Linked DNA regions of Mus musculus: all the other regions are linked to region 1. Evidence: chromatin loops called from intact Hi-C (ENCODE). Cell type or tissue: heart. All regions are shown on one strand. Links, peaks and the distances in the headings refer to the core of each region. The heading gives the core; the rest is flanking DNA.

What was found. A loop is a pair of places that touch in the nucleus more often than their neighbours do. Peaks named below come from ENCODE experiments on the same cell type or tissue, not always from the same donor. Only the 100,000 strongest peaks of a DNase experiment are listed, where the experiment ranks them.
Region 2: a loop joins it to region 1, with 2.8 times the contacts of the local background. A loop is called at or near these places in 2 of 42 quality-filtered maps.
Region 3: it touches region 1 in a loop (1.8-fold over the local background); 2 of 42 quality-filtered maps call a loop at or near these places.

What each region holds. Positions count from the first base shown.
Region 1 is chr13:60,290,644-60,301,667 of GRCm38, forward strand. No RefSeq gene overlaps it. Among named protein-coding and RNA genes, the nearest start is that of Gm5084, 91 kb to the left of the region's middle. In heart, for the core only: a CTCF peak has its summit at 5,631 (motif pointing right); a DNase peak (open chromatin) is centred at 8,128; H3K27ac peaks cover 256 bases.
Region 2 is chr13:60,411,173-60,422,196 of GRCm38, forward strand. No RefSeq gene overlaps it. Among named protein-coding and RNA genes, the nearest start is that of Gm35333, 18 kb to the right of the region's middle. In heart, for the core only: no CTCF peak of the experiment used is centred there; DNase peaks (open chromatin) are centred at 6,079 and 6,459; H3K27ac peaks cover 809 bases.
Region 3 is chr13:60,424,255-60,435,278 of GRCm38, forward strand. Gm35333 (a long non-coding RNA gene) reads right to left here and starts at 10,506. Exons shown (of 4, transcript XR_873552.2): 1 at 10,293-10,506; 2 at 2,304-2,474. In heart, for the core only: a CTCF peak has its summit at 5,072 (motif pointing right); a DNase peak (open chromatin) is centred at 3,717; H3K27ac peaks cover 1,524 bases.

The sequences.
Region 1 (11,024 bases), core at 1,257-9,256:
CTATTCTGTAGCCTTGGGGTTACAGGCCAGGCCAGCCGTGCCTGGATTTTGTGTTGGTGCTGGGAATCTAGACTTGGGTCCTCATGTTTATGGCAAACAGTAAGTATGGGTGCTCATGAAGCCATCTCTCCAGTCCCAGCACACTAATTTCAATAGAAACATGTATGTTACCATTTGAGCTGCAGGACAGCTTGTGGCCATCTGTCTGGCTAGAGAGGCACACTTATTTACTGTCCAGCTCTCAAACTCCAGATATCAAAATGAAGTGGCTATGTCAATCGACACTCATGCTGACTGTGGTGACTCACAGGACAGTATTGTGCCCCTGGGTGACTACGGTGGTTATATTAATGGCCTCTTTCATACTAGTCAGTGGCTTCTGCCCATCTACACCACAAAGCTCCACAGGTCATACAGAAAGACATGGGTAAGCAAGACACATTCTTCTCTTGGACGTGTTATGCTAGGGCCTCACGGGCAGGACTTTCCATCAAGATGACAGTTCCATTTTACCTTCCAAGTGAGCTGTGGTGAGTTGAAATGGTCAGATGGTGTCAATGAGGGAATAGAAATGTTTATCAGTGTAAATCAATGTGGTCAATGTGGCTGTGAGGTGTGAATCTTTATTTTACTGGATTCTTAATAAAATTTTCCGAAATGTGGATGCTATTGCCACATAAAGTGCAATATAAAGTATCTTGGAAGAATTTGTTAATCGTCTTATTTTGGCCAAAATGACCCCCACAGATGGATATGGACTCAAGACTGAGATCCAATCCTGGCTGTGCCAAATGAAGAAATGGAAATAAGTTTGAAGGGTGGGAACTCAGAGTGGAAATTTTCTTTCTCTTTGCTTTCCAACTTAGGCTCCACTCAGACATGTTAGGCAGCGCTCAGATTCCGCAGTGGGAGAGGAGGATTTCAAGCAGAAAATTTCATTTTCAGTGCCAAGGGCCTCTTGTCTCTAGGATAACATTTTGTTCCTTCTTGAATACTCTCACCTCTCCCCCTTCCTTTGCTGACTATTTGCTGACCCACCATTTCATTTGTATTTCTCTCTGTTGCAACAGACACACTAAAGTCAGGGTTTTTCTGCACAGAATTTGATGTTCAAGCGAACTAAGGTCAAATCCTGTGTTCTGTAAAAGTCGTCAACATATTTGCAAATAAGGACTTGGAAGGTGATGATAGCAAGGAGAGCCGCCACACAGTCAGCTTATCACTCTCAGGTACACAGTTCCCATCACACGAACATCATCCTTCTGGAACATTTGCTTTCACCCAAGTTTGATTTTACTTCAGCCAGTGTCTTCTTGTTTTCATTTATCCGAATGCATTTCCTATAAAGAGCCGAGGTAAATTCTAAAGCATAGATACAGATACATTGAAGCTGCTGAGTCTGTGGCTGCTTTACTCCGGAGGTTGCTCCTTGGTGGAAATAGAGCTTGGAGTAGCATTATACACACACAAGGGTCTGCCTGGGAAAGAGAAGAGGCAGGGGAAGACTTTAGTCTTAGAGTCAGCCTTGGCCAACTAACAAGGGGATCCAATGAAAACAAACTCCATGCAGATTTGGCTCTTGACTTCTGGACAATGGCTTTCCCTCTTGCTCTTTGAGCAGTGACAATTTGTAACATTAAGAGATTTTCACCAGGGCAATAGCGGCCTCCCAGAAGAGCATAGGAGAGAAAGACCAATGAGTCACATGACTTATAACATCAATATAGAACATAAATCCTTTGGCTAGAGAGAGAACTCAGTGGTTAAGAACGTGTTCTGACAGCAGATGCTGGCATGGATGTGGAGAAAGAGGAACACTCCTCCATTGTTGGTGGGAGTGCAGGCTTGTACAACCACTCTGGAAATCAGTCTGGCGGTTCCTCAGAAAATTGGACATAGTACTACCGGAGGATCCAGCAATACCTCTCCTGGGCATATATCCAGAAGATGCCCCAACTGGTAAGAAGGACACATGCTCCACTATGTTCATAGCAGCCTTATTTATAATAGCCAGAAGCTGGAAAGAACCCAGATGCCCCTCAACAGAGGAATGGACACAGAAAATGTGGTACATCTACACAATGGAGTACTACTCAGCTATTAAAAAGAATGAATTTATGAAATTCCTAGCCAAATGGATGGACCTGGAGGGCATCATCCTGAGTGAGGTAACACATTCACAAAGAAACTCACACAATATCTACTCACTGATAAGTGGATATTAGCCCCAAACCTAGGATACCCAAGATATAAGATATAATTTGCTAAACACATGAAACTCAATAAGAATGAAGACTGAAGTGTGGACACTATGCCCCTCCTTAGATTTGGGAACAAAACACCCATGGAAGGAGTTACAGAGACAAAGTTTGGAGCTGAGATGAAAGGATGGACCATGTAGAGACTGCCATATCCAGGGATCCACCCCATAATCAGCATCCAAACGCTGACACCATTGCATACACTAGCAAGATTTTATTGAAAGGACCCAGATGTAGCTGTCTCTTGTGAGACTATGCCGGGGCCTAGCAAACACAGAAGTGGATGCTCACAGTCAGCTAATGGATGGATCATAGGGCTCCCAATGGAGGAGCTAGAGAAAGTAGCCAAGGAGCTAAAGGGATCTGCAACCCTATAGGTGGAACAACATTATGAACTAACCAGTACCCTGGAGCTCTTGACTCTAGCTGCATATATATCAAAAGATGGCCTAGTCGGCCATCACTGGAAAGAGAGGCCCATTGGACTTGCAAACTTTATATGCCCCAGTACAGGGGAACACCAGGGCCAAAAAGGGGGAGTGGGTGGGCAGGGGAGTGGGGGTGGGTGGATATGGGGGACTTTTGGTATAGCATTGGAAATGTAAATGAGCTAAATACCTAATAAAAATGGAAAAAAAAAAAAAAAGAACGTGTTCTGCTCTTGCAGACAAACCAAGTTTGACTCCCAGCACCCATGTTGGGTGGCTTACAACAACCTGTAGCTACAGTTCTAGAGAATATGCCATCTTTTTCCAGACTTTGTGGGCAACTGTACTTATATGCTTATACCCCAAATAGATGCACACACACATATATATATATATACACATATATGTGTGTGTGTATGTATGTATATATAATATTAAAAATAAAAATAAATATTTAAAACACAGAGCCAAATGTAAAGAGAGGGGAGACCTGGGAAACCAACTTGTTTCCATTAAGAAGCACAAAGACCACATTTTTGGAATCCTTGGTTATGCAGAGATGATACATCTTCATCTTTATTCCTCTTTATTCATGCTACCCAAAAGCTAGAGACCACAGAGAGCTGACACGGCTCGGTCCAAGTCTGAAGACGTCAGAACTAATGAAATCAGTGGTGCAGTGCTCATACCCAAGCTCCAGGCCTGAGAACCTGGGAAGATGAGATATTGGTATAAACTCTGGAGTCCAAAGGTTAGACAGCCTGGAGTCCTGGTTTCCAAGAGCAGAAGAAAGGGGCTGCTGCTCTTAGAAAGACAAGGGTAAATTATTTTAATATACTTCTTCTTGAGACAGGGTCATGTGCATTCCAAGCTGGTCTAGAACTTGCTAAGTAGCCAAGGATGACCTTGAATTGCTAGTCCCTCCATTTTCTACCTCCCAAGTGCTAGGAATACAGTCATGCAGGACCACACCTGAGCTGTGCAGGACTGGAGATCAAACCCAGGGCTTTATGCATGCTAGGTAAGCACTCCACCCACCGAGCCACACCTCCAGCTCCTTCCCTCTACTGTTAACGTTTTTTTGTTTCTTGGTGCAAGTGGAACAACACTTTAAATTTCAAAACTTTAAGGTGTCTGTTTGTGTATGAGTGAGGAGGGGCTGTGGTATTATGTGCTCATTGCTGTGTGTGAATGCATGTGTGTGTGTGTGTGCCCATGCATGTGTGTGCGTGCATGCATGTGTGCGTGTAGATGCCTATGAGTACATATAGGTATGGAGACTGGAGGTTGACACTAAGTGTCTTGTCTCCATCACTTCCCTCTTTATTTTTGAGACACTGAACCTGAAGGTCATCAATTCAGCTAGGCTGGACAACCAGTGAGCTTTAAAAACTTGCCTATCTGCACTTTCCATTCACAGTGTGGGTGTTCAAGAAGCAAGCTGCTCCTCTTGATTTTTTGTGGGTTCTAGGGATCTGAATTCAGGTCCCTATGGTTACCCATCTGACACTTTACCAAATGAGCCATCTCCCCAGACCAGTAAAGTTATTGCATCTTTTATTACATTTATTTATTTATTTATTTATTTTGCAGTGAGGGAGCACAGGTATGCCTCGGCTCATGTGTGGAAAGTCAGAGGACAACTCAGAGGAGCCAGCTCTCTCTTTCTATCCTGCAGCCTCTGGAGATCAAATCCAGTCAACCAGGCTTGGCGGCACATGCCCTGAACTGTTGAGCCATCTTGCTGGCTCCAATCAAGGTTTTTTTTCTTTTTCTTTTTTTAAGTCAGTAGGCAGGCAACATATAAATCAAGTGGGATCCTGGAAAATACAAATTACCAAGTCAAACCAAGATCCATGAAATACTATGTCAGGGCGAGCCCAATTATTCTTTTTAAGAAACACCAAGGTTTTAGAGAAAAATGAGTAAATCAAAATAAAGATTTCATGCCAAATCTCCTGAGCCCTGAAAGAACTTGCCATCTCTCCAGCATCATTTCGTGAACCTACCACACTTACTTCCCGCGTCATGACCAGGACAAAGGCTCTCTCTTGTCACCCCCTATCCTTAATCTCCTCCCTTAGAATGCTTCTAGCTGAGAACCTCTGAAGTCTGCCTTCTCTGTGGTTTGTTTTTAAATGTTATTTTTTTAAGAAGTCCAGTGCCAGGAATGGATCACCTCTGTTGGGGTTGTTGGCCAATGAAATCCCACAAGCCTGCCTCCAAACACTGAGCCATTGCCAATCCTCTTGGTTACCCTCAAGAACTTGACAGTAAGATCTGATTACTGAAGACTCTGCTGTCAAAGATCAATGAGAAATCAAGCTGAGACTCACGGGCTACCTAAGGAGCTCTTGACAACTGATAGCTTCTTAGAGGGGGTGGGGCTGGTTTGTGTGAAGGATTGTAACCCCTGGCAAGCATGGGCTCTGTTGGGTGCCCCACACCCAAGTGCATATGGGCAGAACACTGCACTTGCTTAAAAAAAAAAAAAGACATAAAGTTGGGTGCTTAAGGAATGTGGTAGATATGGGAGGATCTGGGAGTAGATATCAATATGATTAAAATACACTACAAAATTCTCAAAGAACTAATAAAAACTGGGGAGGGAGGTCTTCTAGACACTCCCCAAGTTGTTAGCCTCCTATCCACCTCCTCATAACACCCTGCTGTTTGCTTTGCCCTGCTTGTACCTAAGGTCTCTTATTTTTCTTCTGTGCAGACTGATGCCTCTGCACACAGGCAGGCTCTTTACCCTGTAGGTACCCAGTCCATGCTGCTGCTTCGATGAGGAAGTACAGATATGAACCCAAGTCCTCTGGAACAGGCAGCCTGTCTCTCACTACACTCTACACCTAGTTTCCTGCTGCAAGTCATCCCACCTAAACCAGCTGCACTTCTCAGCTACACAAAGCAGCACCCCAGCACCACCCTGCACCGAGGACAGCAGAGGGAGACATTCAGATAGTGAGGAAGCAGTTTTTCTTCCTCATCAGACCGGGGTGGAGGGGGGTGGGAATCCTCAAGAGCGACCTCAACGCCTGCTACAAATTAGTTGCCAAAAAAATATTTGCTTAACTCTTGAACTGTATGCTTGGGAAATAAAGGGGAATTTATTCTTGCTTTGTAACCAGACCCTTGAGAAATACCCGCTGCACTTCCCCAACTCCTTTGAGAATTACCTGGACACCCTATGCCCTGCCCTTTCTTTATCCCCTCTATTAAATGAGATATTTGTGTTTTAAATGAAGACCATTGTTGGCCCATCATCGGTGGGAAAGCATCGCTGTGCACGCATTCCTCCTGTAATAAAAAATAAATCCCTTAAGCCTATAATTTGCTCCTGTGGGTTTTGAATTTTGAAGTCCAAGAATGCATCTGCCATCGGGGAGGTTGGTGCTGGGGCTGAACGGCTCTGCAGCTGTGTGTGCGCCCATTGTTCGTGATGGAAGAATGGTTAGGAGGGGCTCGGTGTTCTGTTCCCATAATAAACCCTATGTTTCTAAACACAGGTGCCTTTGGATGCAGACACCTGTGTCATTAAATGGGGACAGATTACAATAGCAGCTCAGAAATAGGCCCCTTGGATATGCGGGGTGCCATTACGGCGGGAGCTCTTATCAACCATCGCTATTATTTCTTTGATGACACTGTGGTACAGAAATGGTGGTGACTTACCAAAATATCTGTCACCATGCTTTCAACTTGCTGCCTTGTACCATGGAGTAGGGGGAGGGAGCCATGCTAGAATCTGCCCCATTGTCATTGCTGAAAAGAGCCATCAGACGCCCGCTCCTTCCTGCTATCACTTCTGTCTGCTTCTTCCTTCATCTCTGTGTCTGTCTCTGCTGTTTGATGTGCAGAAATGAAAGAGTTCATGAGAAATGCTTGCTCACTGGGGGCTTTGATGAGGAGTCCTGGGAAATTATCAAAAAATGCACAGGGAGAAAAAAGGGGAAGGCTATCAGGTGACCCGTGTCCATTCTCCGGCAGCTTGCCCCTGGATTCCTGTAACTCAGACACGGGGACTCAGGACAAGCCTTGCAGGGACTGGTATTCTCTGCCGTTTCGATCCGTGGGAACTTACCCTTCTGCGTTTACTTTTGTAACTATCCGTCCTGGTTCTAAATGAGTGTGCTCTAAGACACAGCTTAACAAAAGTGTACTTCAGTATTGGTCAACAAAGTTCATTCCCACTTGTCCTCTTAAGCATTTTGTGGAGACAGAGTTGACATGCAAAAACTTGTTTGTATTTAATGTATGCAACTTTATAAGCTTTGAAATAAGTACACCTGTTGAAACATCACCACCATGTATGCATTGAGCCTGCAAATGTGGGAACCTTCCCTCCCTCTCTATCTCGTTGTATTATTGTTGCCTTTTGGCACATAATACTTTACATGAGAGCTACTGCCTTAGCAAAATTTCCCATGGCCAACATGGTATTGTCGATTTCAGGCACTGTGCTACAGTTGCGGTTTATTTTGTGTATCTGAGACGTTTGCCAATTGATCAATACAAATAAAGTATGACTCTCCTTTGAGAAGTAGAGTGTGCACCACCCACACCTTGCTGTCTTCTTCCTCTAAGCTCCTCTCTCTGTCTCTGTCTCTGTCTCTGTCTCTGTCTCTCTGTCTCTCTTTGCCTCTCTCTCTCTCTCTCTCGTGCTTAATTCTGTGTTCAGATCCCTCCTGGCCAACTCAGACTTGGCCTGCTTATGACTCATCCTAATCGTCATTTCTGTTGAAGAGTCTAGGGTCAGGGTTTCAATAGATAGCTTGTAAAGACATCCTCACCCCACTGTGGACCACAGCTTGGAGCTGTGTTTCTGGCCCAAGCACTTATGCAAAATGAATAGCTGAAAGAGCATGGCTGCTACGCTCTAGATCAGTGGTTCCCAACCTTTCCGATGCTGTGACCCTTTAATACACTTACTCATATTGTGGTGACCCCAACCATAACATTATTTTTGTTGCTACTTCATAACTGTAATTTTGCGGCTGTCATGAGTCATAATGTAAATTTCTCTGTTTTCTGATGGTCTTAGGCCACCCTGTGAAGGGTCATTTGACCCCCAAAGGGGTAGTGACCCACAGGTTGAGAATCACTGTTCTAGAGTCATGTCTAGTACTGTCAAAGCATCCAACGCAACGCCATTGCCCCAGTTCCTCCCACACTGGGATCTTATCTCTTCAGTTCTGTGAGCCCAGTCTGCTCAGGATCTAGGGATCCTCAGAAACAGTGTTCTCCCATTACAAAAGAAAACTTAGAAAAAATGAGAAGCAAAATGTGACCTCCACATCTTGGGAAATATCCATGCGTGCACAGCTTGCCAAGTGTTGAAGTGTGTCCATGACCCACAGTGCACTTACATGTCATTACTTCCTGAGATTGCAGAGATCTCCTGTAGAGGCCTAGCCCCTTGAGGGTAAGAGCTGCCCTGGAAGAGGGAAGAGCATCCTCTGTCACATCAATGCTCTGACATTCATGTGGCTATGTGTCCTCTGAGAGGCACCATAGTCCCATGTCCCTCCCCCTTCCTCCCCTTTTCCACATTTCGAGAGTTGGGCCTTTTGGCTCCTTCCCAGGGAACAGTTGCTTCCAGTGGAGAGTCTTGTGGGCCCAGGGTTCATGGGAGCCTCCCACTTGATAAGTGCCCTTCCCAGAAGTAGCATTTGTCCTGGGAGACCTGAGGAACATCACATTTTAAAATCAGTGTCCCCTTCGATACAGAAATATGACTAATTTGTTGAAATTAGAGATAGCATCTTATTGCTTTTAGGAGCAGAATAAAACCTCTCAAGCCACAGCGAATTGTGAGCCCTGGGGCTCTGGCCTCTCATTAAGTTTAAAATGAGGGAGAATTTCCAGATCCAGACACAGAGGGCTCTTTCTCTTCAGATTTGCTCTGCGTGCCTCTTGTGTGTAGAAATTCAACACGACCTCGAGGAGACTGGGGATGAGCCAGGCATTGTGATTGATAGAGAGCACTTGGAGCCAGACCAATGCAGATAGACCATCCTTGCTTACAACAGAGACAATTAAAATGCAGGATTGCTAACCCCAATCTCACCCTGGTCTCAGGAGAGTGCCGTAGACCTGACTTTGATGGTACAGTTCTCAAGTCCTCTCAACACATACACTAAGAGGTAGACAGACATCCCTGTAAACCCAGAAATACTTGAGTCTAATTTTTAATTGTTTTCTTTTGTCTGAGAAAGGATCTAGCCCTAACCCTAACCCTAACCCTTTTTTTGTTTGAGAGCTAGGCTGCTCTCACATTTGTTATGTATCCTAAACTTGAACTCTCAGCAGTCTTCCTGCCTCAGCCTCCACACACTCTGGGATGACAGACAAGTGCCACCACACCTAGCTTTCCATTTGACTTTAAGCTGAGAGAGGTTTGTGGGGAGAAAGCTTGCAGATTGATCATCAAACAATTACCGTGTCTCAGCACCATAGAAAACGAAAGCCCCGAGGTCTTTGCTGTATTCCTGTCCTTCTCCCTACCCTGGAGCAAAGCTCGTTAGGTCAGTCATTTTACATATTGACCTTTCATGTCATATTAAGGAGAAATATGCATTTATCCATGCTAGGTATGCCCATATCCAGGTATTTAAATTTAATGCCCCTGATTCCCACACACTTTTGAAACTGACATTGTTAACACTGTTGGGGGAGGGGGGGCGGCTAAGCTACATTGTCACACAGACATTAGACATCAGGTTGGAAAACGTGTTTTCCCTGTGGATATGCAGTTTAATACCAACCAAAGGTCTCTGCAAAGTGGTTCCAGAGTTTCTTCCCACTTTTCTAAAATAGGAAGTAGTGCAAAGTCGAGCAAAAATGTAGATATTCGTTTTCAGCCTAAAATATGTCCTCTCTTCTTGCCAGGGAGCCCAAGTTGGCCTTGACCCTCCTGCCTTTGATTTTCCAGTGCTGGGATCCACAGTGTGAGCCACCACACCTGATAGGACCTCCGGTTCTTTGAAGATAACTGTCATGTCACCTGGCATTTGTGCAGTTTCCTATTATGAGATAATTGTCAGTCAGTCTGTCTGTCTGTCTGCCCACCTAGGGATGTGTAAGCTGCATGTGAACTGATGGGCTATGATTTCTGTTTTCTTCTCGGCTCTATCCCTGCATCTGAGTGAGTCTTGACATACTGAGCATGTACAAGAAAGGCCCATTGACAAGTCTCAGCCAGGTTCAGTGACCCTGAGCTCTTTGGGGGCCACTGCATCATGCTCTGTGAGTTCTTTGCCTCCTGTCCTATCTCTAAACAAAGTCTTCTCTGCCCACTGTGACCTGACTGGAGTCTCCTCACTACTGTGTTTGGTTGCATGAAGACTGTGTTCCGACGCACCCCCCCCCCCCGCCTTGCCCTCCTCTCCCCTCCGCTCCCCTCCCCTCCCTCTACCTTCCTTCTTCTTCTTATTTGATCAAACGTGACTTAAGGACAGGGACACATTCTGAAAACTGCTATTAGGTGCCCTCACCATCCCGTGAGCATTGCGAAGTGTACATGCACACACCTAGAGGGTAAGACACTCTCACAGTCCATTACATTGTACACATACAAAGGCCCGCTGCACAATATGTATAGTGTTTCCTATTGCTCTGAGGGATGCGAGAACAACACAGTAAAACTGGGTCAAACATAAGAGAAGATAAAATTAGGAGATGTTAGGAGTAAGGTGCTGTTGAGGTTTGGTCTTTTGCTTATATTGTAATGCTAAATACTGACCCTCAAGGCCTGGTTGCCCCCAGGAATGAGAGTCTGCACTATACCCAAGTGATGCTATATGACCTTGCCCTCCAAGTTATCCCTGACTGGTGAATAAAAATGCATACAGCCTATAGCTGGGCAGAATTGATACAGGCCAGGTTTAGGGTTCATGGAGTCTGAGGAGAACCACAGCGGGAGAGGGAGAGAAAGCGAGAGAGGAGAAGATGCCATGGGATAAGAATTTTAAAGTCATGGCCATGAGGGCTGGCTAATTGGAGTTAAGAGCAGCCCAGATGAAACATAGTAATAACTCAGGGTTGTCTATAGAAAAGTAGATTTTAACAGCACAGAAGGAAGATTATCTGCTCAGTTTTAGTGTGATAAAGGCTTATTATAAATTAAAGGTCACGTATGTGTGTGTGTGTTTATCTGGCAATTAAATAACCAAAGGCAGGGTAGAAGCCTCTGATTGAGATTAAATATTTTCTACAAGGTGCCCAGGCTGCTGCGTGTGGCACGCAGTTCACCAGTAACTTTTCACGTGTAAGATAAACTCCGAAATACCCATAGAAGCATAAAACCATGAAGTGCACGCACAGGCAGGGG
Region 2 (11,024 bases), core at 1,983-9,982, 120 kb after region 1:
AGTGGGCATTGCAGTTGAACACACCTAACCCAAAGTATCAAAAGTGCAAAATGTCCCAACCTATACCGATCTTGGAAGGCTGTGTGGGTCCTCAGGACGTTTTAGGGGACTGGAGTATATTGATTTCAGATCTTCATATCAGGGCTGTTCAGCTTTAGCATTCCAGTTACAACAAAGAGAAACTACAATCTTCCATGGTCATTAAGAAAGGTAAGTCGCCATTAGAGTGGGAGTGTGGAAATGCTTTAGGCAGGTGCAGCTCACCGAAGACAGACTGGAGTTCGTTACCTTTTTGGCCCTTCCTTCTCAAAGACTCAGTCATGAAAAAGCAATCTTACAAAACACAAGCTTGTTGGACTTTGAGACCAGGCCTAGAAACAGCAGCAGACGCAAGACTGAGGAGGAATGATCTTTGCATTTGTGATCAAAGGTCTGACCCAGATGTCCCCTGCCCCTGTCAATCATATAACGAATCCTATGTGGTCCAGGCAGGGTGGCATCACATCTCTTAAGAATTTCACAAGAGGCTTCAGGTAGAGTTACCAGTTCCAGGGCAGCCCTTGGTAACCCCCACCACCTCCAGCCTCATCTCTAGTGGAGATATCTTCAAAGACAAGAAAGTAGGTTAGGGCATGGGTCTGGTGTGGACATCCAGTCACATGAGCTCACAGACAGGTCCATTATTTTTTTCTGAATGAGTATGAATAATATATTCATAGTATGCAATGTGATGTTTTGGCCTATCTATATACATTGTGGTATGATTAAATCAAGACAACTAACATATCATTGTGCTATATATTTACGATGAGTACATTTTAAATCTATGCACCAATTTCCATGTATATTACAAATTATTATCAGCAATTGTCACTGTGTGGTACAGTAGACTCTTGGAACTTATTCCTAATGGAAACATTGTATCCTTTAACCACACACCACGCCCATCTGCAACCTAGCCTGAAGTAACCACCTTGCTTCTGTTTGTTTCTCTGGGCTTGATATCTTTAGATAAATTCACAAGAGTCACCCAAGGCAGTATCTGCCCATGGCTATGTATTAGTTATGTATTAGTTATGTTGTCACCATGACCAAGGCAGCTGATAGAAGGAGAGTTTGGCTTATGGTTGCAGAGGGATAAGAGTGTGTCACAGCGGGGAGAGTGGGAAACAAATGGCACTCATAGCAGCGGAAACAGAAAGCTGAGGCTCATGTCTTGAACAGCAAGCAAACAGAAAAGCAGACTAGAACACCATGAGTCTTTAAACTCTCCAAACCTGCTTCCAGTGACATACTTCTTCTAGCAAGGCTGACTGAGTTAGGGTTTTACTGGTGTGAACAGACACCATGACCAAGGCAGCTCTTATAAAGGACAACATTTAATTCGGCTGGCTTACAGGTCAGAGGGTCAGTCCATTATCATCAAGGCAGGAGCATGGCAGCATCCAGGCAGGCATGGTGCAGGAGGAGCTGAGAGTTCTATATCTTCATCTGAAGGCTGCTAGCAGAATACTGACTTCCAGGCAGCTAGGATGAGGGTCTTAAAGCCCACAGTGACACACCTACTCCATCAAGGCTACACCCACTCTAAAATGGCCTCACCCACTCCAACATGGTCTCACCTACTCCAACATGGCCTCCTTCTAATAATAGTGCTACTCCCTGGGTTGAGCACACATAAACCATCACAAAGGCCATACTTTCTAAACCTTCCTACACAATGCCACCAACTGAAGACCACGTGCTCGAACATCGGAGCTCATAGTGGATAATCTCACTCAAGTCATATCTGTCTCAGTTCACTAAGCCTCTGAGGCTCAAATGTGCAGTAACAAATGGCAGGATTCCCTTCCTTTGAGGCTGGGTATTCCAGGAAGGCATGTTCCATTTTTCCTTGAGCAGCTGATGCACACTTAAACTGGTCCATGTCTTGGCTGTTACAGACAATTACTGCCATGAACTCAGAGAATGAATGTTTCAGCAAGTGGATTTTATTCCTTCTGATAGCTGAGTTTAATCTATACCTCTCAGGTGGCTTGATTTTGTGCAGAAGGCCAGAGAAGATGACAAGGACCTAGAAGACACCAGGTTATATGTTGCAGTGAAGCTATAGAAAAGCAAGTCTTGGGCCTAAGATGCCTTGAGGGCAGGTGGTGTAGAGATGGGATTCAAGGACTGGAGTCCCGGTTCCAGTAAAACCCAGATTGCTAACTTCAGAGCCTACCTACTCTCAACTAGGAGATGGGACAGGCCCTCCATCAAAGCTTCTGGGACACATGGAGCTACTAAAAAAGACTGAAGGGCGAGAGCTCTGACCCTGCTAGTCACTCAGCCTTGCTTGCCTGCTGACTGGTGTATTCCTACCTGAGAACCTGGACACTTGTCTAGTCTGCCTTTGCTTAGCCCTCCCCTTCCCATCACATTATAGAGCTGAAGATGTGCTAGAGAGTCCTTGTTATCACATGAGCTTGAACCTTGCCTTCAGCTTCCAGCCCCTGTCAATCATATAACGAATCCTATGTGGTCCAGGCAGGGTGGCATCATCTCACATTGTGCCAACTCCAGGAATACTATTTTCATTTTAGTCAGTGCCTAAACACATTTGACATTATGAGTGGAGATGTGGGACTACTTCAAACACTGTTTCCATCAGATACATCCCAATGAGGGTGTAACAAGGTATTGGTAAATTTTCCACACTCTGAGGAAGTCCTTGGCCAACCATCAGATCTGAAGCAACCATCGGGATGTACACACACAGGCACAATCACACACACACACACACACACACACACACACACACACACACACACCACACACTAGGACAGACTGACTTCTGACACACCAGGACAGATCTGACTTGTGACTCCAAATTCTAACCATACCAGCTCTGCAGCTGAGTGTTTAGAAAGTCTCTCTCATCTTCAAGAAGCTCCGACAAGTCAAGAGTTTAGAACTTTCCAGGTAGATTCATGTTCTGAGACTTCACAATCACCCAAAGAAGTGAAGAAAAAGAATAAGAAGAGGAAGAGGAAGAGCATCAAAATAAAGCTTAAAACTTGGGATAAGGGGCTAGAGATATGGCTCAGGTGTTAAAAACAGTGAATCTTGACATGTAAATGAAGAAAATATCTAATAGAAAAATATATGCAAACTTTATATGCCCCCATACAGGGGAACACCAGGGCCAAGAAGTGGGAGTGGGTGGGTAGAGGAGCAGAGCGGGGGAAGGGTATAGGGAACTTTCGGGATAACATTTGAAATGTAAATAAAGAAAATATCTAATAAAATAAAAAATATATGCACAAAAAAAAAAACCCCACTGGATCTGGGTTCAGTTCCCAGGACTTACATAGTAACTGGCAACCATCTGTAATTTCAGCTCCAAGGAATCCAGTATCCTGTCTTCCTTCAGCACATTGTGTTAGTCTCCAGACAGAGAGGTTAACAAAGTCCATTTTAAAGGTTACAGCTTGGAAATGGAATGCCAGTTCTAAGTTGAACAACAAATCACAACAGATACTCTCTTTCAAATCTGTAGACTGATACTTTGATACAACTTCACTTTGATACAAACTGGGGAGTTCTGTGTTGAAGACTTAGAATGGCCCCTGACCTCATCTGAGGCAGAGTTCACATTCTTTTGTGCTCAACTCTTTATATGCAATTCCTATAAGGCTGTAGACACATTGACACACTACAACCTCAGTGACACAGATCTCTGACAGAAACAATACAACATGTCTCCGTACCATCTCCTTCCCTCCTGTGATGGTCAGAGCCCAGGAAATGAAGCTCATTTGAGCTGCTAAGTGAACCAAGGAGACCCATCCATGTTTTCTTTCTGGTTTTGTAATGCTGGGGTTAGAACCTAGAGCCTCACCATGATAGGCAAACCCTTACCATTGAACTCCACCATTACTCCTCTCTCCCTTTCCAAATCCCTCCAGGTGGTTTGCTGAAGGCAACCTTTAAAGACTGAGTTAAGAAACTTAACTCAAAGCCAAGCTAATCAATGTGGCTGGCCACCCTTCAGCTTCCTAGTAACACACTTGGACATCATAGAAAAAGGCCAAAGAAGTCCCTGATTGCTATATTTTTCATTTTTAAAAATTACTTTTATTATTTTAATTATGTGTATGTGGTAGTTGAAGAGAGGCGTGGATACACATTAATGTGTCAGATCTCTCTGGAGCTGGGGTTACAGGCAGTTGGAAGCCACCTGACCTGGGTGCTGGGAATCAAACTTGGGTTCTCAGGAAAAGCAATATGTGTCCTTAACCACTCCACCATCTCTGCAGTCCCTTTGTTTTTGTGGTTTTGGCTTGGAGTTTGTGTTTGTTTTGTCCCGGCTCAATGAAAGGATGATACCAACTTTCTCAGCTTGCCAGCAGGGCCCAGCAGGGTTTATGTGAAATGGATCTCTAATATATAAGTCTTTAAGGGAGCTGAGCCCCATGCCACTACCAAAGTTGAAGAGTTCTTGATCATTTTCCCAGCCTCCAAGCAGCAGAACATGGCCACATGGCTTACAAGTGGTCAGTCATTAGAACCCACACAGCACTTTAAATCACAGGAGAATGATACACAGGCCAAAGTTCAACTATAACTACCTATAATGACTTCAGAGAGACACACAGACAGATGGACAGTGGTTCACGGTCACAGAGGCCACTGGGGCAGTGGGAACATGTACCCACCCTTCAGAGCCTTGGCCTTTACCTTTACCATTCATTACACTGTTACCTGTCTTTATGTAAATCTTTCCAGTTTCAGTGAAGTAGTGTCTGCTTCTACTGTTGCAGCAAAGAATGCATAAGAGCATCCATAATTCAAAGCATGCTTTTGCAGACATCAAGAGTGGCCATATGTCTTGCTTTAATACAGAGAATGTGAGCTGAAGCCAAGAGTCTCTTCTGAGCAGCAGTTCTAAGAACCACTCTGTAGTCACTCTGCTATCCAAGTTTTGGACAGCCACATGTCAACTAAGATGCTGTATAAAGAGCAGAGAGGGAAAAAAATCACCAATGCTGTGGGCTGCACAGTCTGTTCCAGCCGCCTAATTCTGCTCTTGTAGACAAAGTCATGAGTCATCATGCATGCCTGTCAATAAAACTTTATTGACAAAAACAGGTGCCTGGACACATTTGGCCAATTTTTTCCCACCCCCTCAGAGAAGACAGCTCTCTACACCACAGTCCTGCCTTCATGGGGATAATGACAGAAACATCTCACATAAAGTTCAGCATGTGTTCTGAGAGACATAAAATAGTTTCTTTTTGAATTAAAAAAATTATTTTATGTGTATCTGTATTTTGCTTGCTGCAGGTCTATGTGCCATATGTGTGCAGCGCCTATGGGGGCCAAATACCCTGAAGCTGGAGTTAAATACAGTTGTGAGTTACCACGTGGGTTCTGAGAACAGAGCTGTGGTTCTCTGGAAGGGCAGCCAGTGCTCTTAACTGCTGAGCCATCTCTACAGCTCTAAAACCTTGTGTTTCTGAACCATTAAACTTTGGAGTCACTTATTTCTGTAACATAACTGATTCTCTGCAGAGTAAAAGCAGAGGCTCGCAATGTAAGTATACCAACGTTGATTTCATATGATTCAATAAGGTTGGATAAACAAAATGAGGTTAAAACTCTTTCTATCTCAGTATCAAAGAAAAACAAAATATTTCATCTGTCACATGGTGTTTAATCAAGAACTGGTAACTACAAGGTGCCCCAGATCACCAGTACTCCCAGGACTAAAGCAGGTTAGAACGGAAGCCTAGCAGAGAAGAGGTCTCTAAGCCTTTCTTCTTGCTTTGGATGCTAGGATCTGGTGTGCACAGCTCACTGTCTGGGTCCCAAGCCTTCTACGTGAAAACCAAAACAGCCAGAAAACTAAGAGTTGTCTCCCCCATTTTGAGAGCACTGACGCCCACAGGAGGTTCCAGAATGAAAACTGGTAAACTACAAGTTCCCTGTGAAATGGACACTGTCTGTGGCCCGGGTGGATGGAGCAAGGACATGGCTCTTAGGAAAGCAGGGGTCATTTTCCAAGCCTTGGGATGCAGCTGGCCAGAGCCAGCAGAACAAAACTGGGGGCTGAAATGTGAGTGTTGGACTCTCTCTGCCCTGCACCCCTACTGAAGCCTAGCGCTCAGCCGTTCTCTTGGCCTTGGGAGTAGATTCCTTCGTGTTCCTTCGCTGTTTCCAAATTATTCTCTCATCTCAGATTCAGATATGAATATACGAGATACAAAATATAAGAAAATGAGCCCAAAAGCAGAAAACGGGGCCCTGGAGTTTCTTTTTTGACCCCTGTGCCTATGGAGCGCGGAAACCTCTGAGACACAGGAACCCGGCTCAGCCAGAGCCTGGTGCGAGTGGGATCTGTGGATGTGAAATTCCAGCTTAATCCCCGAGCCAGAGGCTTAATCCCTGAGCTCTGAATCAGACCTTGGCAGAGAGCAATCTTTCCGCTCTCTTGTAAATTTCCATCCCTCCAGCCCTGGAACCAATCAGCACCACAGCCTCCAGGGCTCCCTGGCTGGAGCCGCACAGCCTGGCCTACAGAGCTGCAGTGGGGCAGTCAGGCCCCAAGGTCAGGACACCTAAAGTTCAGCTTCTCTGAAACACTGGCCTGGTCACCTGCCACAGGGCTCAGATACCACCGTCATCCTCTTCCTTCTGACTATGGCTAAGGTTGACAAACCATACACCCACGGACAGAGGAGCTCACAGGCTCTTGCTCGGACAAAGGTGACATTTTTTCCCCCCAAATACCATTCTGTTGTAATCACAGCCGGGCTGGCTCATTTCTGAAATGTCCCTAGGATCTTCTGTGTCACAACAGCCAGGTGGCGTTGCTATCATGGGAACCTTAAGACCCACCAAGCTTAAGATGTTAACAAACTGTTCCTTCATATAAAGTTGGGGTGGCGGGGAGCTGGATTCACACCTTGTCCACCCAATGCAACAGGGACATGTCATAGCTCTAGAAATATGGTCAACCTGCACCCCTCCACCAGATAGCCAAGGGGAACAAGGCCCTAAAGATGGTGGGAGTTATATCTGTTATATACACTTTTGTATGAGCGTGGTGTGTGTATATATATGGTCTGTGGTATATGTGCATGTGCTTGTGTGTGTGCACGCACTGCTGTGTAGTGTATGTGTTTGTGTCTTTATGTCTGTATGTACTTGGAAGCTTATACACTGGAAGATCGAAAACTGAAAAACATAGAAGAACATTTACCGCCGGGCAGTGGTGGTGGTGCATGCCTTTAATTCCAGCACCTGGGAGGCAGAGACAGGCAGATTTCCGAGTTCGAGGCCAGTCTGGTCTACAAAGTGAGTTCCAGGACAACCAGGACTATTCAGAGAAACCCTGTCTCAAAAAAAAAAAAAAACCAAAAAACAAAAAACAAAAACAAAAACAAAACAAAAAAAGACATTTACCATATTTAAGCAAAAACATTTCAAGGGAACACTCCAAAAATACAATACGGGACAGCCGGACTCTGAGCACTAGGGAATAAAAGAAACTCTACCACTGCTGTCACTGATATTACCCTTAGAGTTGCCAAGTGTTCCCCCACATACCACCCATCTCTTTACCCTCTGAGCCACAAGCAATGTGAGGATATGAACCCCCGTTGAAGGGACACACACTAGAAGTGATACCCATAGCGGCCTATGCTGGGAACTAGCCATTTCTTCTCTCCTGTGTGCTTCGAGATGACATGTAGACCTGCCTCAGTTTTGCCCAGGAAGTGGGTGTGGCTGTTGACATGGGGCAACCCTAGACAGTGGCTGATGGCTTACACAGCAGCATGGTGTGTATGGAAGCAGAGGAGAGGGCACATGGTCTATCACACCACCCCAAGTCTCAATAAGCTCTGAACACAGTGTGTCCCCCGTATTCATTATGTCTGATTGTGAACCAGTATTCGAGGTTTAAAGACATAATTAAAACACAGCAAACGCCTGTTGTGGGCAGATTGGTGTAGATCCAGCCTGTGTGTACTTGAGATGAGTCTAGAATTCTGTGAGGCTGACATCACGTCCTGTTTTAAAAAGTAAGAAGACTCCAACTCAGAAAGGCCAAGCAGCCTGCTTGAGGACACACAGTTGATAAGATCAGCTCTGCTCAGCACTTGGCACAGCCACACAGAGACACCCCAGGGCCAACTGAGGAAGGCACAAGTGTCTCAGAAGGAAAGAAGATGAAGCTGAATCCTTAAAGCCAGAGAGGGGTGACCTCCTAGCCCCAGGCTTCCAATAAATGCCATAGTTTTCCTTTTCTCTTATCTCACAGTCTGTCTTCAGGAACAGTGGAATTCTAATTATTTACATAAACTATTCGGGCCATGGGTGCAACAAATGGGTTTGTATTGACTAGGTTTATGGGGGGGAAAAGGAAGCAAACAAGGATGTAAAGTTCTAAAAGGAGTCATTTCCAAAAGTTTCTCCTGATGCTACCATTGTGCATCTGTGCGCATGTGCAGGCAGGTGCATGTGTGCATGCGCACAAATACCAGCCAGACACAGGTGTCTTTATCTATCATACTTTACCTTGTCCAGTGAATCCGGAGCTCTCTGATTTGGCTCGACAGCAAACCCCAGCAGTCTCATCTCCCTCTCTTCACTGCAGGATCAAAGGCGTATGCTACTCCCCGCGCCCCCCCCCACTTTTTAACATTGGTGTTGAGAATCCTAACTCAGTTCCCCAGGTTTGCAAAGCGAGCACTCTGCCCCAGCCATCTTGCCCATCTTCCTCACCCACTGATCCTCATATATTTTCTTTCAGATATATTTCTACTATTTTAAATTAAGTGTGCAGATGCCTGCAGAGGCCAGAGGTGATGGACTCCAGAGATGGAGTTATGGGTAATGGTTAGCTACCTGACCTGGGTACTAGAAACTGGAACTCAGATCCTCTTTAAAAGCCGGAAGTATTGCTAAGCCACCTCTCTGACCTCAGTTCTTGTTGCTGAAGAAACCTGTGGTGACAAAGGGGGGACAAAAAGACAATTCTGAAAACTGTATTTTAGGATTCGTTGATTTGGAATCTACGCGATACAGTAGCTCTCTTATATAAGAACTGAAAACTCCTGAACAAAACTTTCAATTTTATGTCTTTCATATTACATTTATTTCTTATGTATGGCCCTCAGTATTAAATGACACGTTTCCCCTAAGGGAAAGGTCCCCCTCATTCCTTACATCTGGGGAGGACAGCAGAGCAAGCCTAGCCTTCAGAGGGCCATGCTGGCACCGGATGTGACCCACAAACATGAGAACAGAGAGAGAAAGGAAAGGGCAGCCTGTGCCCTCTGCCTCTCTCCACACTGGCTCAGCATGTGTGCGTCTTTCTTGTCCCCACTTGGCAAGAAGGAAGATCTCGGACAAACAAGAGACTGAAAGAAGGAGGCCGGCCCTTCTTTTCTTAGCAGCATATTGCTAAGCGCAGTGTACAATGCACACCCAGCCAGCGACCATGCCTGACCCTCCTCGCCACAAGCCTCCTTGACAACACTGACCTGCTGTGCACATTATCTCTGCTCTTTGTGGCTTTGGGGGTCAGAACCCTGTTCCTGGATGAGACCCAGGATAGGAAGGAAGAGGAAACAAAAATGTTCTTTTTTTTTTCAATGAAGTGGTCTGATTACACACAGTGACAATCCCTAAGCCACCCCACAACTGTATGCCCACCCCCAAGCTGCAAGTTTGCAAAAACCACAGAAGGTCCTCAGTGCTTTCTGACTCCAGGTCACCTCAGCCCAGTGCAGGTGACAAGTATGAGTTCTGTACCCTCCCAAGGGGTGGCTCCTGGCTCACCATCTGTGAGCTGTGTGACTTCAGACACTCCCCTCCTTGAGCCTGCATTCTAGGGATCTTGCTCTATACACTGGGTGACCAGAGGTGAAGCTGCTGATGTCCTAATTCATGCAAGTTCCTCAGAGCCTCTTAGCTCCTTCCCTGCTCTGATACTCCACTGTGCTCACTGGGGTCAGCATGGTTACTCTTCTGTTTCTCCCACAGATCTGTCCCCTCTGAAAGATCCAAGAGCTTCTGAAATTGGCAACTCCACTCTAACCATGCCTCCTGTTTGCCCCTGTAAACCTGACCTCTGCAGAGTCCTCTGTAAACGGTCAGAGCTCCCACCCTGAGTATCTCCAAAATGATTGACAGTTTCTGAGTCACTTGGTTCATTTTGTTTTTGAAAACCCATTCACACTCAGTATCTCTGACCTAGAAGTGACTGTGTTATCTCACTTTGCTGGGACTTTTCCAGTTTTAGCATAAAACTCCCGTTCCAGCACAGTCCAGAATAAAGCATCATAGTATAATAGTCCTGGGAACCGGGCCAGTAGCTGCTTCATTCACTTCCATATCACTGCAAGAGTGAAAGCAGGAGCCCAGAACTTTTGTAGAATGAAGAAGAGAGTGTGTGATGGTTTGTATATGCTTAGCCCAGGGAGTGGCACTATTAGGAGGTGTGGCCCTGTTGGAGTAGGAGTGGCCTTGTTGGAGTAAGTATGGACTTGTTGAAGTAGGTGTTGCCTTGTTGGAGTGGGTGTATCACTGTGGGCATGGGCTTTAAGACCCTCATCCTAGCCACCTGGAAGTCAGTCTTCCACTAGCAGTCTTCAGATGAAGATGTAGAACTCTCAGCTCTTCTTACATCATGCCTGCCTGGATGCTACTATGCTCCCACCTTGATAATAGACTGAACTTCTGAACCTGTAAATGTTCAGCCCCAATTAAATGTTGCCCTTATAAGAGCTGTCTTGGTCATGGTGTCTGTTCACAGCAGTAAAACCCTAACTAAAACAGAGGGGGCGGGGAACAGGCAAGGAGAAAGAGAAAGAAGGAGAAAATATGAGGAAAGGAAAGGAAGAAGGGGAAAAGGAAGGGGGAAAAGGGAGAAAGGAAAAGAGGTAAGAAGGGAGAGATAAAGGGAAGAAGGAAAGAAGGGGGGAAGAGAAGAACAATAAAAGGATAAATGGAGAAATTTTTATTTTATATTA
Region 3 (11,024 bases), core at 647-8,646, 130 kb after region 1:
CATTGACCCTGGAGTTTCTGACTCCAGGTTCCTCCTCTAGTAACATCTGGAAGTGACTGACATCTGCCCTAGCTTGCTGTTTATCATAAAACACTGACCAAAAGCATCTTGTAAAGGAAAGGTTTGGTTGGCTAACACATACCAACCACAGCCCAGGAAGGACCTGAAGCAAAACCCTGGAGGAACAAGGCTATGTTTGAGCACCGTGGCTTTTCCAGACCGCTTTCTATATAACCTGGAGCCACCTGCGCAAGAGCAAGAGTGGCTCCGCCCACCGTGGGCTGGGCCTTCCCACGTCAATCAGGAATTAGCAAAACACACAAAGACTTGTCTACAGGCCAGTCTGATGAAGACATTTTCCCTATTGAGGTTCCCTGTTCCTAGATGACCCTGTCTGGGTGACAAAGAGAATAAAATGACAGAGTTCACTCTGTGGGTAAACAAATTAATAATAATAGATGATAATTATAATAATGATGATAATGAAAGTCAAGTCAACTGACTTCCCCAAGCGTACAGGACTGTGTTGTGTGGGGAACTGAAACGTTGGCTGAGCTGCCTGTCCTATTGTGTGTATACCTCTCTATAAATAGTTCTCACAACAGTTCATACCCTGTATATACAGTTTATTTCTTAAATTATACTGTTAAGTGGTGATTTGGAAAAGACAATAGAATTTAGAAAGGAGACCCTCAGACCAATGTATACTCTCTTTTTATTTTATTTTATTTTTTTAGAATATATACCCAATGCAAATTACACAGTGAAGCTATCTGAGGGGTGTAATTTGTTACACAAATAAACAAACACTATTGGGTTCCGTCTGTGGCTACTGTAGTTATAATGAAAAATCTAAAAACAACTGTAATGCTTCTAACCATAAAATTATAAGGCAAGAAAGTGGATTTAGATAACTGTGCGAGCTGTAATTGTGTGTTTGTAAACTCGCAGACAAGGCTTTCACACTAATTTAGCCCTGGTTCATTGCACACCCGAAGCACAGCCTTCCACTCTGCCCTTCCTTATGCCACATGGGTCTGAGACCCCAGGCGTTAGGAAATTCCATCCTCTTAAGAGAGTGCGTGCAGGGTGTGGTGAGCAGGAGAGGGAGAAAAGCTGTCTGTGTGGCAGGCAGCTAGAGACGCGGGCGGGCGCTGCTGGAGACAGAGGCTCCACAGCGTCCTCGGCAGCAGAGCTGTAAGGACCAGCAATGCCCTGCCCTCATCCTTCATGGGTTCAGAGAAGGCATGTCACTTCACAAGATCACATGGGTTAGAACTCAAAATCCCAACCTCCTGGGGCCAAAAGCTCTTGCCCTTCACCTCTGCGGACTCATGGGGACTGTGAGAGCAGTCCATTGGGAGACAGTAGATTAAGGTAGAGAGAAACAGCCACATCTGGTTAGTGATCCAGTCCCTTCCCTTCCTCGGCCCACACCTGCTTTACTTCCTGTTCCTAACGCTGCACTGCCTTTGCACCCATCACTACAGGCAGTGGGAGGAGCTTGTTTTCCTCACCGTTTCCAGGGGTTTGCCCAGGAAACCATGAGCTTGGTCAGAACACCATGGAATCAGGAGCGTGTGGGACAGGAGGAAGGAAGCAGAGAGCAAGGAACAGACTGGGAGTCAGCTGTAATCTAGGAGAGCACACACTTTCTACCCCATCTCTGGAACTTTCCAGAACCTCTCAAAATGGAGCGACACGCTGAGGACTGAACATGCGGGACTTACACCTACGGGCAGCATTTCATAGTCAAACCACAACAGCCTCAAGCCGTGGAAACCCGGCATCTGTGGGGACAGGCATTATCCTGCCTGGGAGGGGCTGAGGCCTCTAGAAATGAGGAGGAAATAGACGATTGGATGAGAGAATACGCCACGCAAGGGACGGAGAAGAGTGTGAGCGGATGGTTAGAATCCTTCTTAAGAGGACAGAGAAGGATGCAAATATGGTCACTATCTGCTGGATAGACTGCACCCGCGTGAAAGCACTGAGCTGTGCGCTTTTTATTACTGTTTTGAGGAAACACAGGCTTAGTTAGTACCTTGCAGATTGTATATACAGCAGGCACATCACTCACAGGTGAACCGCCTACCCGATTATACATGTTGAATGGGTAAATTGCATAGTGTGGTGATTACATCTCAATAAAGCTCTTGCCAGAGAGGAAATGAAAAGCAGACTTTAAACAATAAGTCGAGACCTTGCTTTTTCGTGGCACACATTTTCTCAAGCCCTGGGGAGCACACAAAGGATTAGGTGACCCAAACGCCTCCACACTTCTTTTGAATTTCTTGCCTTACCTGCTCTCCCGTGCCACCCAAGAGCCTTGGCTGAGTTGAGTTGATCCCAGGAAGGCCACCACAGCCACCTGGCAGAGTCGGGCACACCTGGTTCCCATTCCCAAACCTTGATTCGAGAGTCCACAAATGCTTGGCACCCCGGGCCCAGGCTTACTGACACAGGCCCTGAACCTGAAGGGCAAGAACACATACCTAAAAGTCAAACTGTTAAATGGCTTCTACAATCAGAGTTCAAATCTGAGAAAACCACATGCCACAGTTAAGAGAGCATGGTGTGAAGACTGGGGTTTAAGTCTAAATGGCCGATAGGATATTGGGGTATCCTTTCTGCTCTCTTGGACCAAGCCATGCTGTGAACACATCTTTTTTTGAACAGGGGGTGAGAGAAAGATCCGAGTCACGACACCAAATATTGTGTTTTATAAAAAGAAAAAGAGGAGAGGACTATGTTTGGTGGATGGGTAGTCAGGTGCGGGGGGGGGGGGCGCACGGGGGAGGGGGGAGGGGTACCTCAGCGGGTTCATGCTGAGGCATCCCGTCCCCCTGAGAGACTAGACAAATGCAATGGTATAGTACGGTATAGTATAGAACAGAGTTTCTTCAGGGTACGGGGAGGGAGGAGTAGAGAAGTAGAGTTCGGCCATGAGCTCGTGGAAGGGCCTGGGGAACGGAATGCCAGGAGAGGGGGAAGGGAGGAGAGGACAGAGCAGAAGCAAGAAGGCAAGCAAGGGAGAGTGGAGCAGGCAAGCAGCCCCTTTTATAGTGAGTCAGGCTTACCTGGCTGTTGCCAGGTAACTGTGGGGTGGAGCTTAGACAAAAATGCTAACAGCATGTGCCCATACTTTCAGAATCCTAAGTGGCCCTGCAGGAAAGGAAAAAAAAAAAAAAAAAAAAAAAAAAAAAAACACGTGCAAAACATCTTAGAACAGGAAAGGCAGATGTTGGAAATTACGTAAAATGGAAATACAGCGGCCGTGAGGGAAGATGCACCTGAACACAGATAGGCAGGACTGCCCGAATCTGGGAAAGCAAAGGCTCTGTGAGCCAGGCATAGTATGAGGCACAGCTGGCAGGTACAGACTCAAGCAGGTCCTGAAGATTTGAGACTTCAGGCGTCTCTGGCAGCTAAGGAGTGAGGTCGCTTTTCTGTGTTTGCGGACCAAGTGTAAGATGCTGACCATCAAGGCTGCTGAAAGGGAAAAGCGAATTATTCCATGCAAGCAGAAACAAAAGCAGCACGGAGCTTCGCAACTCAAGCCCCATAAAACAGGACGTGGCCGTGGTTAGTAAGCCTCGGGGGAATCACTGAGGGGTGAGTCCACCGCAGAAGAATGCAGGCAGCAGCCCGAGGCACCTCTAAAGCCAAAGGAAACAAAAACCTAAGGGTTAATTTGTACAGACAGGGAGGAAAGGCCATCAGACAAGCCTATCAGGGGCTCTCTCGAGCCCTGGTGGTTTAGGGACAGCAGCTGAAAGAAATGCCACCTTTTGTTTTGCTCTCAGGATAAATGGAGGAATGAGGCAATTCCCATGTCAGATCCAGGGTTAGATCTTAGTAGGAGTGAAGTCTTCCAGCAATGACTGCCAGCACCCAGCTTGTTTGCTGCTGGTGGTGTTTGGTTGCGCAAATCGTAGGTTTTCATGCACCAGTTGAAGAAAACTAATGACTGACCACAACTCATGTTTCAACTTGTCATGCTTCAGCAGGTCAGTGCATGTGAGTCAAAAGTGGCCACTGGTTCTCCGGAACAAACAAGGCCAGGTGTCCCCTAGGGCCAAGACAGGAACAATGGTATGATCCAAGTGGATGTGGGAGCCTCATGGACTTCCGTAGCCTGGGCTCTACACCCCTAACCTCTCAGAAGTCAGAACCAGGTTAGGAACAGGCTGCTTAATATGTACAGCACAAATAGAGTGCTAAGATAATTGGGGGGTGGGGGGCGGCTACCAGAGTAGGTCAATAGAGTATTTTAAGAGCAGATAGTAGACCATTAAGCTTCCCTGTCTTTGACACAGATTGCCAATGCTGTTCATACTGACATCTAAGTATCTCCTCCCTCTCTCCTTACCACTCTCTCTCCCTTCCTCCTTCCCTCTCTCCTTCTTTCCTTCCCTCCTTTTCTCTCTCCTTCCTGCCCTTTCTCCCTCCCTCCCTTACTCTCTCCTCCCCTCCTGCCTTCCCTCCCTCTCTCCTGTCTTCCCTAACTTCCTCCCTTCTTCCCTCCCTCTCTCCCTCCCTCTCTCCTGTCTTCCTTCCCTTTCTCCCTCCTTCCCTCCTCTTCCTCCCTCTCTCCTGCCTTCCCTCTCTTTCTCCCCCCTCCTTCTCTACCTCCCTCCCTCTCTCCACCTCTCCCTCCTTCTTTCCTGCCTTCCCTCTTTCCCTCTTCCTCTCTCTTTCCCACCCTCCCTCCCTCCTTTCCTTTCTTCATTGCTTCTGAGGCTGCCTTACTCTTTACACCACTGTCTTCAGTTCTAGTACCTTTTTGAGATAATTATATAAAAATGTTAAAGGTTGGAGACCCATTCATTTTTATTAAATAATTGTATTAATTCTTAGACAATTTCATACATGTATATAATGAATTTTGATCATATTCATACCTACTTCTCTTATTCTGCCTCCTGTCCCCTTTCTTCTTACCAAGAAGTTTTCCTCCTACATTCATTCTCTTTTTAAAAACTTTTTTTAAAAAATCTATTGTATGTGTATGGATGTTGTGCCTGAATGTACAACTAGGCGCCATATTCACTCAGTGTCTGTGGAGGCCAGAAGAGGGCGCTGGATGCCTTAGAACTGGAGTTACAGACAATTGTGAACTATCATGTGGGGCACTGGGCTATGCACATCATGTGAGTGCTGGCTGTCAAGCATGATCCTCTGGAAGAGCAGCCAGTGCTCTTAACTGATGGGCCATCTTTGTTGCACCCTTTAAGAATAGCCTATTGAATTTCATTAGCGCTGCTTGCATGGACTTGCATATGGGGTTTTTGGCTGGGACATGAACAACTTAACCAATGAAGAGATATGGCTTCCTCTCTCCAGCAATAACTCCTCAGCTAGAGGTGGGCCGCCATGAGTCCCTCTACCACTCATACTGGAAGGTTGACAGGCTCAGTCTTGTGTAGGTGACAGAGCCACTTTGAATTCAAGAGTGCAGTGGCCATGTTGTGTGCAGAAGTCAGACTCAGAGACCTCCTGTCTCCCAGCTCTTAGGTTCTTTCTGAAATACTTCCTTTACAAGGATTGCATTTGCTTCTGTCATATGGCATTTTCCCTCTGGACCCTTTAGAACTGTGAGATGCAGCGCATTCTCAGACGCTGAGCAGCAGCTGACCATGCCTGATCTCGTCCATGAAATGGGCAACCAAGTCTGCTCACTTGCTGCAAAGCTATTCTGCTAACCCAGACTTGCATCTGTGCAAGAACCTTGACTGCAAGGACAATTAGGACCCCCGTTTGAAGGTTCCCTCAGATGAGCACTTCTCAAGCTCTAACTATGGTGAGCATAAAATTTAATCTCCATGCAAAGAGCTTGGAAGGGGGGATAGGGGGGAGGGTGTCCTTGTCAGGATGCTCTGTCATGGCAGACCACCACAGGCTGAGTAACCCTAAAGTTGCAAGTTTGTCTGGCTCACAGCTCTGGAGGCTGGGCAGAGGTCACGAGCCACATCTGGCGAGGCGGTCCTTTTCCTTCTTTCCTTGACAATGGGAATCACATGGTGCAAGCCTTCCCACCATGGAGAAGACTGAAGTTGCTTTGCAACAAACCCACTCCCACAAACAGCGTTGACCCATTTCTGAGGCCAGACACTTGATCTCCATATTTCCCTAAAGGTCCCACCTCTGGACACAGTTGGATTGAGGAATAAGTGTCCACACACGACAGAGAGCAGAAGGGATTATTTCATCTGAGTTGGGTCTACAACACTTTCTAAATATTTGAAAGGCTTCAATGAATTTAATCAGTGAATTATCATCAAATAAAGCTGATTACTGCTATTCTAGGCACAGTAATCAAATCAATCCCAAGACCAATGTAAAGGTACGAAGACAACACTGCTCTACACAGGAGACCAGAATGTCACGTGCTTGGGAAAGCAAGTCCAGAAAGGACAGGTATAGAGCAGAATTTACACACTCTCCCTAAGGCGAGATAGAAGGTCCAAAAGTCAGCATATCCTTGAAACTAATCTTGTCTAAGACTGCCATTCAATGCCATGGAATCACATGAGTTTTGCTACATACTCTGTCCTGGAATGGAGTCCCTAGGCTGATTGTTTTTGACATAAAGAAGACACACTTCATCCATGGATTTAGTCAAAACAGGCTGTCACAGTACATAGCCCCTCAGGGTCCACCATGGTCACTGCTGGTCATTGAACAGAGAGCACCAGGCAGGGGATGGACAGCTTGGATGTCCAACAGGACACTGCCACTTCTCACGGGTTCCAGGACAGTGAAGAGGGCACCCGGAATCCTCTCTGATGAGCACAGGAGAAAAGCAGACCCAGTCTGACCAAGAATGCCTTCTGAAGGGTGTGCTGCTGTGGTCTTTAACCTCAAGTGGATTGTCAACTTGGAGCTAATGAGACATCTCCACTGCTCTCCCCCATGGCTTGTGCATGAAGTCAGGAGGAGGACCCTTCTCCAGCACAAGGTCCAGTGATTACAGCTGTATACTCTCATTTCCTTGTGTGTCCTTAGCAGCACAAATGCAGGGGTAAAATCAGCCAGAAAAATCACAGTGACATCCTCCTTTGACCCCAAGTGGCCAAATGATGAACGTTTTGAAAACCATTTCATAGTCCTGACCCTGGGAAGATTTTTTTTTTCACTGTTCATGCCTTGCGGTCTGTTTGAACTTAAAGTCAGTTTACACTCTGGGGGAATGCATTTCTCCTCAGCTGTTTCTACATAGCTTCCTGGATGTGAAAACCACCATAGCTCGCAAACATGGCTGCTTTCGATCCTCTCATAAACAAATTCAGCAGCAATCATGGTGCTGTGGTCACCGTGGGACTTGGTGTTGCTCAAGCACCGCTTCAGCCGTTTGTTCTGTAGAGTCTGATTATAACGTTTCATCCCAGATCTGGTGAGCAAGCAGACACTCATCTGCTGGCCCCCTGCCTGCGGGCTTTCCCCTTTACCCCCATATGCGTATGACACATCATGACAAACTCAGGGTTAGAATGGTAAGGTCAATAATGGCCTGAGACCTTCCATAATATAAAAGTGAGTTATTTGAAAACATGTCTGTGTCTAAGATTATATTCAGGGAGTCTTTCCTGAATAATTTTAGTGGACCTAAATTGCAGCCATGGGGATCCTTAAAAGAGGGAAGCAAAGAGAAATTTGACAAAGACAAGAAGTGAGATGGTAATAGGAACAGGGATGCTGAACGTTGTGTGTGCAGGAGCTACAAATCACAGTGGGAAGTGACTCAGTGCTATAAGCAAGAAGAGTGTTCACGTCTGGCTCCTTCAGGAAGGACCGATGTCCTCCCACAACACCCTGACTCTGAACTTCTGTTTTCCAAAACTGTAAGAGAATAAAGTTTTGATATGTTAAGGTATCTTGGTTGTTACAGCAGCCAATGGAAACTCATACACTAGAATCAGTCTATTAGCATGTCAGCTTCCCATAGTCACCACGACAGAACCAGGCTTGTGCCTCTCAGCTTGGGAATCTCTGTGACAATGCTGAGAAAGGTCTGACCTGTGCCACTTTGACCTCTTCTGATCGCACAAAAGGAAAGCGAAAGCTCACAGTGGACATTGAGACGTGAATTCCAGTGTTCCAGGGTAGGCTCCCTGCATTGCGCTCTACCTTCTCATCCAAGTGACACACCAGGTGGGATGTCCTCCTACCTCTTAACAGCCACAAGGACTTACTCTATTTTAACTGGGTGTACTGGCTGGTTTTGTGTGTCAACTTGACACAAGCTGGAGTTACCACAGAGAAAGGAGCCTCTCCTGAGGAAATGCCTCCACGAGATCCAGCTGTAAGGCATTTTGTCAATTAGTGATCAATGGGGGCGGGCCCAGCCCATTGTGGGTGGTGTCATCTCTGGGCTGGTGGTTCTATAAGAAAGCAAGATGAGCAAGCCAGGGGAAACAAGCCAGTAAGTAACATCCTTCCATGGCCTCTGCATCAGCTCCTACTTCCTGACCTGCTTGAGTTCCAGTTCTGACTTCCTTTGGTGATGAGCAGCAGTATGGAAGTGTAAGCTGAATAAACCTTTTCTTCCCCAACTTGCTTCTTGGTCATGATGTTTGTGCAGGAATAGAAACCCTGACTAAGACAAAAATGAATTTAGTTCGTTTTTCTGGACATCAATTTCATCTCTGCAAATAGAGTTCATAAAACATCTGCATGGTGCAGAAGAGAAAGGGGAGACAGGAAGTCTGCATCAAAAGTTCTGTAATAGATTCTTTCTACCCAGATAAAATCTCTTCCTAATTTTTCAGTCTCTTGTCACCTGCACAACTGAAACATGGCTGTTTTCTCTCAGAAATGAATTCTATAAAAAAGAGCTGGAGGGAGCCAAAGAGAGATTGCCACAATTAAGAGCAGGGGGAGATGGCTCAACTGTTAAGAGCATCTGACACTCTTACAGAGGACCCAAGTTAAGTTCCCAGTGCCCACACACCTTGGCAACCTGTGGCCACAGTTCTTGAGGATCTGACACCCTCTTCTGGCACCTGAAGGTACAGCATGCACATACATGGTGCATATAAATGAGTGCAAGGTAAAACACTCATACACATATAATAAAATAAATCTTTAAAATATAAAAATAAAGAGAGCTGGCAGTCAGAGAATCCCCTACGAGCTTTTTGTTTTAACCTGCACAGCCTAAGTTTAGTCACAGCATTTCTTTTTAGAGGTAATTTTCAACTCCAGGAAACTCTAGGATAAAATGTAGGTAACACAATCCAATTATAAAAAAATATTTATTATAAATTTAATAAGAAATGCCATCAGTTTTCAAAATTTAAGTAAATTAAGGAAAAAAGAGAAATATTATATATTTTTTCCAAAACTGTAAGAGAATATATATATGCATATATATACATATAATGTGTATGTTTGTATATATGTGTGTATGTGTGTGTGTATTTCAACTTTACATTGCATTCTGTGCAACTCTATAAAAGGAAAAATGTTATTTGAGGGTCTTATTTATGCTTCATAGCTTCAGGCATTTAAAAAATATCATTAACATAAGCCAGGTTGAAACAAAATGGCAGTTTCTAAAGTCTAAATTAAATTGGTTGCTATCCAAGACTTTTTGCATTAAGAGATGCCAGGAAATAAAATGGATCATTAATCATTTTCTGCAGGTATTTGGAGTCTCTATAAACTCAGAGATGAAAGTGGTTAGGGACCAGTATGCAGGGGCTCACTCAAATGGAAGAGCCAAATATAGGGGTCAGGGAGAGGCATGGAGTGCCAAAAAACTAGCCAAGAGTCTGGGGCAGTCCCTGATTGGGAGAGCAGTGCCTCACTGGGCTTGTGGGTCATTGTCTATAAAACAAGGAGTCAGACTAAAGTTGTTCTGAATCCAGATGATCAAGAATGACCAAGGAGAACAGTGGTCCAAAGTGAACAAGCAGATGGAAGAACATTTACAGAGTTCTCATGTCTGAGGACCAGAATGTGAGGTATCAAACTTGGAACTAGGAACATCTCACCTCACCGCTGTAGAGAGAAGGTCAAGGCCTATGCTGCATAAGACACAGTGAATGTCTGAATTAATCCATTCTGGTCTTCTGGGGGAAAAAAAAATCTGCTGTGTAGCCTGGAAGAGGAGTCCTTTCTAATGCAAGGACTTAGCTCGTTGTAGCTCTCCCCAGGGGACAGGAAACCTCTGATTCTAGCCCAGCTCCCACTCCCTCCATTCTCTATGCCAGACTCAGAACCACATCGCCTCCCACCTCCTTTGGCCTCTTCACATACCATTTCTCTCAGGCACACACAAAACTCACCCTCTCCAGAAGCCATCACCCTTCCCTGGGAGAAATCCCTTGTTAGCAATGCACAGCACACACTCCTCCCCTCCTCCATATTCCTCTCTCAGGACGAGGAAGTCTACCTTCTCCTCTGAGTGCTAACATCTGTGACTTCCACCTTCTTACCAGCTGTAAGAAAGCAGGGCTCAGTTGGGTTTTGCTTTGTCCCGGAATACTCAAACCTTAGCATGGGGACTAAACTTCCTATTTACGTATCCAAGTCTCTAAACTATCCCAAGAAAGAGTTTTTTTCAACCGCACTATTATGGGTAATGAGGGAAGAGTTCCTTAAAAGGTGATCTCATCTAACTATAAACCAGGCTCCTTTCAATTAATCATATCAGAAAACTGGCAAGGAAGGCTTCCCTAAGATGTACTCCCTTCGAGCAATGGGAGCTTGCCGCTGCCCTGACTCTTTATACTCCCTCTTTCCAAACAGAATGTTTTAATTTGGAGAAAATAATGAACCTCAAGAGAAAAAGGGGAAGGGGAAAGCAGCCACAGGGGCCAGGGAATTTAAGTTCATGTCTGGTTACCATTTAGGGCCTGGAGGGAAACAGCAAGAGCCACGGATCTGGCTATTGCGACTGTTCTTTGTTCTGCTTTTTTTTTTTTTTTTTAAAGAAAGAAAATTCCATAAAACACTGTCCTGGGGCTTAGAGCAAAACTGTTTTCTGTATTATTAAGAATCTAAAGCCAGTGTTTCTT